2 separate regions of the Homo sapiens genome follow, and region 2 is linked to region 1. A link is an interaction called in ENCODE POLR2A ChIA-PET data of the cell type or tissue named here. Cell type or tissue: OCI-LY7. All regions are shown on one strand.

What was found. Peaks named below come from ENCODE experiments on the same cell type or tissue, not always from the same donor. Only the 100,000 strongest peaks of a DNase experiment are listed, where the experiment ranks them.
Region 2: POLR2A ChIA-PET joins it to region 1 with 5 read pairs; 2 of 35 experiments call an interaction of 5 or more read pairs at or near these places.

Annotation. Positions count from the first base shown.
Region 1 is chr1:107,244,933-107,249,932 of GRCh38, forward strand. All of the region lies in intron 2 of NTNG1 (netrin G1), which reads left to right. Among named protein-coding and RNA genes, the nearest start is that of NTNG1, 110 kb to the left of the region's middle. In OCI-LY7, no CTCF peak of the experiment used is centred here; DNase peaks (open chromatin) are centred at 2,239 and 3,279; H3K4me3 peaks cover 1,259 bases; H3K27ac peaks cover 2,456 bases.
Region 2 is chr1:107,428,296-107,433,295 of GRCh38, forward strand. It overlaps NTNG1 (netrin G1), which reads left to right. Exons shown (of 8, transcript NM_001113226.3): 6 at 2,455-2,622. Among named protein-coding and RNA genes, the nearest start is that of NTNG1, 290 kb to the left of the region's middle. RefSeq lists an enhancer at 3,558-4,414. In OCI-LY7, CTCF peaks have their summits at 2,537 (motif pointing right) and 2,748; a DNase peak (open chromatin) is centred at 2,566; H3K27ac peaks cover 337 bases.

The DNA.
Region 1 (5,000 bases):
CAGTTCACTGATAAGATTTTATCTTTTCTCCTGCTGATACTGATAGAGCCATAGCCAGGTGAGCAGTAAATAAAGAAGATTTATTGTGGGCTGGATTTGTTAGCTAACAGAACTTTCTCGGAACTGTATCAAAAAAAGACCCATAAGTGTTCATCTTTCACATCTATAGAGCTCAATAATGAATGATGTGGTGGGGGAGGGACAGCGGCAGGAATTTATCCAGGCAAATTCCTTTTAAACAATAAACACTTCATACACTATCAGGCTAATCTGAATAGATGACTAAAAATCCAGTGGTTGATAAATTATCAGCATGGCACCTGCATCTTATGCTTGAAAAACCTTGAGCAAACCCAGGGCTATACTTGTGGATTAATTGAGCATGCATAATTTACCACTGCAGTTTACGTAAGTGTAAGTATTTTTCTCATTCTGGTAAATAGGCATTTCCAGCTTCAGGAGAAAAATCAGAATGTTGCTGTACAAAGAAATGAGCCATCAGCCTATTTGGCTATTATAAGAAAAAAGAATCTCTGCTCTTGCCACCACTGCTTAGTTTTTAAATTGAAATGATTTTTCAAGTTTAATTTGCTTTTCTCCATTTATGTATATTTCTTTTTATTCATATTTATTGTCTTGCTTTTACTATTGTTTGTAATCAATACTGTTTTCTTAGTCTAATTTGATGCTACTTATTTGAATGATTTACAGAACGTTAATCTAGGAAAATACTTTCATTGCAGTTGTTTTATGTAGCCAAGGGTGAAAAGCAAATGCGTAGGGATTAAGAGTCACAGAAACACATCAAGGTTTGAATGGCTTGCTGCGTATTATCACCCATGCGCTTTTTAATTAGGTGTTAATACTAAGTCACTATTTTCTCATCTATTAAATGGAAGTAATACCTATCCCAAAAATTGTTCTATTACATGTTATAATGAATAAACAGCCTCATTTAAAGCCAGAAACATACTAGGTGGTCAATAAATGATATGTATCCTTGTAATTCTCTTATTAAAACAAAATTTATTTCATATATATCAGCTGTAAATTTTACATCCCTAGATTAGTAGTTTAAAAACATTTGTTGCTATAGGAGATTTTATTTAATTATTATTTTTGTTTTGTTTTGTTTTGGAGACAGAGTCTTGCTCTGTTGCCCAGGCTGGAGTACAGTGGTGTGATCTCCGCTCACTGCAAGCTCCGCCTCCTGGGTTCATGCCATTCTCCTGCCTCAGCCTCCTGAGTAGCTGGGACTACAGGCACCTGCCACCACGCCTGGCTAATTATTTTTGTATTTTTAATAGAGACGGGGTTTCACCGTGTTAGCCAGAATAGTCTCGATCTCCTGACCTTATGATGTGCCCACCTCGGCCTCCAAAAGTGCTGGGATTACAGGCTTGAGTTTATTTAATTATTAGTAGTAGGCTATACAATATAAAGTCAATATGAGAGTTTTATTCTCCTTGTTTAAGCAAAAAAAAAAAAAAAATGTCCTTGTGGGAAAGGAAAGCTTAAATGCAACTGTTTTTAAATGATACTATTATAAATATATTAATCCCTGTTTTACAATGGGGAAATACCTTTAAACCTCAATTGATGTAGTAGTCATAATCGTGAGTGGCTGGGTTTCCATTTGATTTTTCTCATCTACTCCTATTTCCTGTAATATAATATATACATTATAATTTTAAAAATGTGTTTTACCTATGCTTAATTTTTTATTGCGGTAGCTACTAATGCTGAAATCTTAAATTTTGCAATCTCAGAGCCCCTGTATAGTAAGTTATAAAAAATGTAAATATAATAGGAAAACTGACTACTTAAAGGAGCTTTTCAGTGAATCACACATAAAATCCAAGATCCTGTTTATAACAGAGGTTAAATTTATTTATATAGTAAATCTAATTTTTCATGATATACAACACCCATATGTAAATTGTAATAGCCATCGTACGCTTCCTTTCTTGGTGAGAACTACAGCTATCAGCCAGGCATCGGGTTATTCCTATAAAGACATGTCACATTATCTGCCACTTCTCTGTGGCTTTATTGATGTGGCTGTCACCCTAGAAACCCAGCGGATTCGGAGATGAGGCTGTCTTCCTACTTGATTTTTCACTAAAGTACATTTGAGGAGACCACTGTGAGGCTCTGGTGGAAGAAGCCGAAAGGGTAATTCTCCATAAGAATAGTTGTAACCTTCTGAGACTTTGTGTCTGCACTCATGCAATTGGTCATTTCCTGAATACTAAGTGGGACTTGTCGCACCATTAATCATGCCACAACAGCACCCTCAATCTTGCTTAGAAATAATCATTACTTAATTAGCTGGTCTTTTCTTTGTGTTTCTATCTCTTTCAGTCGTAAGTTTAAAATGAGGCTACAGAGTGATGAAAAGGAGAGAAACAAGCTAAGAAGATCATGTAATGGCTAGCACAGAGCTTGGAGTTAGATAGGCCAAGTTTCTCTACTACTGATGAGCTGTATCATGCAAAGTCATACAAGTTACTTAAAATACTTAAGACTCTGATTCTTCTTCTGTAAAGTGAGTATAATAACGTCTTTCAGTGTGTGTTAGTGAATTCTTGACAGACCTATGCTCGAAAACATGGACCTTCTCTTCAATTTTTGCCTTAATACTGTGAGTTTGGGTCCCAATCTTAGAACTTGACCTTTTCCCTCCCCTCCAGATAACATGATCAGCTTTTCTTTGTCGGGTTCCTGAATGTCAAACTTGTAATGCCAACCATTTGCCACATAAAGGAGAAGATCTCATTTACTCCTAACAAATGAGTTATCTTATAAAAAACAAAAACAAAAAACCAATATCAATGTCAAGTGAAGCAAATCTCAGCTGTGGGCTCCATCAGCTATCCAGACCTTGAGAAGCTTTGTGGTTCTCTGCTCAGTTAATATGTGTCTGACACCCACCTTTTCAAGTGAAGCCAGTGCAGTGAAGTCAGTCTGGTGCTGCACAGATGAGGTGAAAAGTGGATGGAGAGGCTCAGACTCACCAACTACAGTTGTTCCTTCATTTAGATAGTTGTAGAGTTCCCATAGAACTAGGAGTGGTCATTCAAAATGATCCCTTGCCACGGTAGTAGACTTTTTTCTTTTTTTCTTTTATTTTTTAGCAATCCTACTGCCAACATGCCATTCTATTTAAATGGAAAATGCCACTGTGTATACTATTATTGTAATAAGGTACCTTGTCTCCAAGTCAGAAGTTAAGAAAGAGAAATGAAAGTTTTCAGGCCTCTTGGCAGCTGGGGCTCAGTCCTGTGACCTTGCCTTTGTTAACCAGATCATTCTGTTTGGGGTCTTGACTCCTGAATGAGAATGGTGAGGATTCATTCATGATCACTTCGATGATGGCAGTGGCAGCATCATGTCACAATGCTATTGGGTTCACCTATGTAATACGATGTCTTCTCCAATTTCTAGAGGGAGTAGCAGGTGGTGAAGCCAGTTTTTGGTTTAGGAAAGTCTGGGATTTGTAGCTGCCTTTACAAATTTGGTGCTCAACAGACATGAGAGGTAACAAGGAGTTAATCTTACTAAGGAACTAAGATTACCTAGCGTACTTTCACTACCCACTTGTCCTCAGGTCTTCTGTGATTTAAGACAAGCATTTTTCATTGCTTTTGGCCACCAAGTAGAGTTCACTGAATCTATAATGACGATCACAATATAAGCGATTTTATTAACCTGTCGGTTACTATACAACTTTCTTATTCTGGTCACATCCCAAATCCAGGAGGGTGGTGAAAATGCAAGACTGTTCTTTATTCCCAAAGTACTGAATTTCACATCATTCTTTCATGAATGGGCACAGGTATACTTGTATGTATATCTGGCTTATAAATCCTTAAGAATGTTGGTGGTTTACTTCATCAGAGGTTTATTATTATTGATTGAAATGTAAAAGTTAGGCCGGGGGTGGTGGCTCATGCCTATAATCCCAGAACTTTTGGAGGCCAAGACAGGCGGATCATCTGAGGTCAGGAGTTCAAGACCAGCCCAGCCAACATGGTGAAACTCTGTCTCTACTAAAAGTACAAAAAAAAAAAAAAAATTAGCTGGGCATGGTGCAGGCGCCTGTAATCTCAGCTTCTTGGGAGGCTGAGGCAGGAGAATCACTTGAACCCGGGAGGTGGGGGTTGCAGTAAGCCGAGATCACACCACTGCACTCTAACCTGGGTGACAAGAGTGAGACTCTATCTCAATAATAATAATAATAATAATAATTTAAAAGTTAGTTTGGGTAAGGCCGGGCACGGTGGCTCACACCTGTAATCCCAGCACTTTGGGAGGCTCAGATGGGCGGATCACCTGAGGTCATGAGTTCGAGACCAGCCTCAACATGGAGAAACCCCATCTCTACTAAAAATGCAAAATTAGCTGGGCGTAGTGGCGCATGCCTGTAATCCCAGCTACTCTGGAGGCTGAGGCAGGAGAATTGCTTGAACCTGGGGTGCGGAGGTTGCTGTGAGCCGAGATGGCGCCATTGCACTCCAGCCTGGGCAACAAGAGTGAAACTCCGTCTCAAAAAAAAAAAAAAAAAAAGTTAGTTTGGGTAACTATATGTGTATTTGGACATTATGTCTAAGACACTATTATTTGCATTGTTTCCTAGAAGTTCCCCAAATGTGTTATTGTGATGAGACTACCCTAAAAATGGGTTCTGTGTTCATATGAGTTTTCAGAGAACTACATAAAATCTCTTTCTCTTAATAATCCACACTGTATATTAGCATGTTAAGGACTTCACAATTCCTGAGAAAATGAGCTTACTTCACATCGTTTGACTCAGAGTTTTACAAATTTGCATGACTACAAAGACCCTTCCTGTAAAATAAAAACTATGGGACTAACACTTTATGAGATATATTTTGGGAAATGTTACCATAATATGCATTTTTCTATTGTATTTTTCTGCATCACATGTTTTCACCAACAGATGCACTGGGCTTACATGGGAGAAGAGCAGGTACTAA
Region 2 (5,000 bases), 180 kb after region 1:
CTCCTGTTAAATGAAGTTCTCCTTCTACTTAGATTGCTTTATGTCACTGTTTTTTCTCTGCACATACTATTTTTTTCTGGTTATCTGAGCATATGTTTTCTTATTTACTAAATAAGCTTCCAGGCCACAAGCTTATATGTAGCTGTAGAAAGCTCCTAGATGAATTTTTGCACATAAAAGATGCTTTTGAACAAAGCTCTATTAATTAAATTAGATGTACCAAGAACCAACCCGGGTTAGGGAACATGAAGAAGAACAGCCAATAAGAGACCTCTTCCAGAGGAGGCGACCCAGGGGCAGGGCTGTTATTGGCCCTCCTCAGGAATTCCAGGCAGTTCTCAAAAAGTCCTTGGGAAGCAATTAGGTTTGAGAATTGGGTTTCCTTCCTTCAACCACTGCTCTCAAAAGGCTCTAGTCCTGAAAGATTGTCTTTATTTCAAACTCTCAAACATAGAAGGCTCTAGAAGCTTTTCTGACTCCCTCAGAAGTCAGTAATGCCAGTATAAACAAGGCGTAACTCTGAGCGGTACAGAGGATTGGTGGGAAATGCTTGTTGTTTTACAAGAGATTTTAATTTAGTAATCTGTAACTCTATGATTATTGGTGGTAGTATTATTATTCACTTGGCATGCCTTTACTACTAAATTTATATGGATATTTCCTTACACTGTCTCCTACATTGGAGTCTCAATGCCACCTTCTCCCAGTACTCTCCCTCTCCTCCATACTCGCCTCCCCTCTGACTTCTTCCTGTCCTCACACTCACCCTTCTCTCCCTGTTCACGTACACATGGTGATACAGCTCACCTCAAATAAACGAAGTGGTTTGGCTTCAGCATCCCCCCTTTCTTCTTGCCTCTCTTTTAGCAACTGGGGTCCCGAAGTTGCTGACACTGTTTCTGGTTATCTTCTACTCTTCACCATTTGAGTATCCTCCTCTGCTTCTATCCAAATTTGATTTCATTCCATCAGGACCTTGTTATCAGCTTCCTATTGTAGTAACTAGCTCTCTAACAAATGAATATGAACTTTTCTGATGAGTGGTAGCATATTAATTTTTTTAAAAGTTTAAAAGTTAGCCACCTCTTATTATTATTTACTTGACAACACTTACTCATTTTTACTCTACTCATCAAAATATAATATTTGAAAAATTTTATATAGGCCAAAATAGTAACTCAACACCTAGCCAAGTTCCTGACACATAGGTAGACCAACTCAATAAAAATATTTATTGAATGAATGAATGAAAGAATGAATGAATGTGTTCAAATAATGACTGTGCTTGGCTTTCTAGTGGGATAAAATAAAAGCAAGACAGATATTGATGCAAGAAATATTTTTAAACAAACAAAATTTGCAGTATCCTGGCTGACCTTCCTTATAAATGTCCAACTAGGCCTACCCTCATATTCCATGAAGACAAAACAGATACCCCACCTAGTTACCACTCACACTTTTGTGATAATTATTTCTACCAACAGAGACTTTGTCATTATCATTTATTTTTAAAAGGTTGAATTGGATTTACAACTTCTTTCTCTAGTTGAGATGCAAGAAAGAAGAAATCTAGTCACCCTCCACCCTTCCCCAACTACTCTCATGCTCTTCTTCATCTCCCTGTCTAGTCATTACCACCATCACTCCTAAGCCTCAGAGACACCTCTAACATTTCAGAGAAACCAAGGAAAAGAAAGGTGGGGTTACAGTAGCTACCTAATTCTTCTTTTGTAGCAAACTATTCTTGAAACTTAAGAGAAAAGGAGGGAATCTTAAAAGCACCTTTTCGCACAAATTATCTCCCTGCTTTTTTTGTCTTCTCTCACACATATACATACAGATTTGGTCTGAAGAAAGGCTTAAGAAAGCCATCTTCTCTTAGCATTGGGGAAAAACAAAAATAAAGAATTGTTTAGTTGTCTAGAACTCTATTAAATTTGCCATGATGTATATGAAACCCCGACTGAGTTGCTGTCTTGGCATGATGTCAGAGAGCTAAAGGAGCCATGGTGATGGTACTTAGACTCTCAATGCTCACACAGTCCCCTCTCACTTTTTTTAAGGCTGAAAAGATGAAAACAAGGGAAATGGTGCAAAGACACTAAAATTCTCCATCTGCAAAAAATAAAAATAATAGACTTTTTCATCACTAGAAACTGAGGCTTCCCAAATTTTAAAAGGTGTACACCTGCAAATGCTTCTGTTCATTTTGTCTGCCAAGAATTAACAATCTTCAGTCTTGTTCCGAATGTCCGACCTTTCTATCCTGCTTGAAACAGATGCTATTTCCGTGCCAGTCACAACCACCTGTTGCCACCATGTGTTGTGTTGAATCACATATATGTAATGCCATTCCACCGTCTTTTCTCCATCCCTCATTTTACCCAAGCATGTAGTATGCTATTACTCTGCTACTGTATACACTCTGTATACATTTCTGTTCTTCCTTGCAAGATTGTGAATGCTTCGGCCACTCCAATCGATGCAGTTATATCGATCTGCTAAATACAGTCATTTGCGTGAGCTGTAAACACAACACTAGAGGGCAGCACTGTGAGTTATGCAGGCTGGGCTACTTCAGAAATGCTTCTGCACAACTGGACGATGAGAATGTGTGCATAGGTCAGTTCCATTACAATTTCAGCTATTCTTCTGTGCCTTTTGAGCTACGGGGAGATATTTAGGGTGGAGAGGCTGGCGATTTGCACCGCGGTTGAGCCAGAATGAACTTTCTCAATGTAGAAAATATCCTATGGTAGATTTCACTTGTGATTTCACTTGTATTGGTTGAAATCATAGTTGGGGGATATACTTTGAACCCTTATGTTGTTGCTTTAAATATGATGATCTCAGAAATCATGTTAAAGAAATTAAGAATTTTCTTTCTTCCCGTTTTTTGCTTTTGTATGAAATTGTAAAACCTGATGATTCTGAACTGATCTTATAGCCTTAAACTTAAGGCTATACATTCAACTTTCAAAATAGAAACTCATTATATGCGATTTAATTATAGATATGAAAAATTAGGGTACAGATTCTTGCATATAATTGGTGATCAACGAGTATTGATAGATTGAAAATGTTGCTATTTGAGATTGAAAATGACTAGCAACTGGAAATGTAAAAGTTTGTCTGACTTCTTCATCCATAGCAATGAAATTCCATTTATTGAATTTTCCTACAGCTCCCAAAAAGGAGGAGTAATTTCTCAAAAGTATTCTAGGCAACTAATTATCTTAGCCCTGGAAAACTGCGTCCACAGAGGCCCCTGAGCACTTTCCCTTCCCTCCCCACCAATGACTACTGCTCTTGGCACCTAGGGAGGACCAGGCACCTTTCCCACCCAGAAAATCTCCTACCTTTTACATAGTGAAACCTGTCTTTAAGAATATGGGGGTGCCAATGGAAAAATAAGAAACAATAAATGGAATTTCACTTCATAATTCACTCTGAAGCAATGCATATATTTGAAATGCTGAAAAATATATGTGTAGCCATTACCACACCAGTAGGTAGCTATATAGGCACCCAGTTTTAAAGGTAGACTTTTTCACATTGAGGTACGTTCAATAGGATACACAAGCTGAATAATGACAAGCAATCTTTTTATCAAGAAAAGAAATCCAATTCGTATTTCTGTGATCATTGTCCTCTGATTGGATCGTCAAGATCCAAGTGTCACAAAAAAAAGCTGTTGAGTTGTTTTTAATCAAATTGGGCCAAGTATATATAATACTGTTGGTGTCTACAGTACTTTCTGTATTTCAGAGCATCTCCTTATTTATTATTTGTCAATTAGGAGAGAAAGTACTGGACTTAGAGGCCAGAAAGCTAGGCTCAAATTTCCGTTTGCTAGCTCATGGCTGTGTGCCATAGGTAAGTCATTTGAGCCTTCTAGTCAGAAAAGGATAAATGGGATGCACAGGAAACCCTTGGTCAACTGTGAACTGGCTTGCAGATGTCTTGTTTTGTTTTTACTTAATCCTCATTAACAAAACAGTGGGGTAAGTATTACACTAATTGTTTCCCCTGTCTTGTCATTGAGAAAAGTAAGGCAGATTGACCCAAATCTTACAGCAAAGGGTTTCTGACTTCAAAGCTTAAACACTTTCAACCACTGACACAATTAGCAAAGCTAAGCTTGTCAGACTTTTACTTATGGTATGTGTTTTGGATGACAGCAGCAATTCCACTCTGAGTTTATGAACAGAAGTTCAATTGTCTTCATAACACTTGGGTTACAAAGATTTGAGGATATTAATGAAAACCAAAAGACATGTAGTTGTCTGAATTTTGAAGGCAGAGTACATTTTACTGAATGTCATTTATAAAAATATATAAATGTCATGCTATAGATAGGTAAACACCAGAAAAACTAAAATAAATAGGAACACAGGATAAAAAACCTAACCATTTTTACATAAGATTAAAATGTTTTATAATATTTAATATGATTTTAAATCAATCTAAAAAAGTCCTTAAAAGGAAATATTTTATTCCATAAAATTTCTCTTATCAGGTAACTTAACAATATCACAATATATTTTATTCAGAGTATTTTATTATTATGAAGTTTGGCCTTTTTTCCAGTTCTGAAGTAAACTGTGAACTCCACATCTGCTTCTTTCTATCCAGTTTTAAGAGGTATAGTTCAGTTGTAAATCCATATTTGATTATCCACAGACTAGAAAACAATCCATTCAGTGTCTGTCTTTTAAATCAGATAAACTACAGAAGAAATATGAAAAAGATATCAATTTTGTATTTATTTTTACTTTTAAAAATCAAGAAGAGTTTTCCTCTCCATTTCTAGAAAGTTTATTAATTAAAATTATAAACTTTTGGAAAATTCCATTTTATCGAGGTAAACCTGTTTCTATTTAGTATTTTGTACTTGAAACCAAGCGAAGTACTTGGTGAACACAAAGGAGTGCATTCCTAGGTACTATTAAAGTTAGCTACATTAGGCCAGGTGCAATGGCTAATGCCTGTAATCCCAG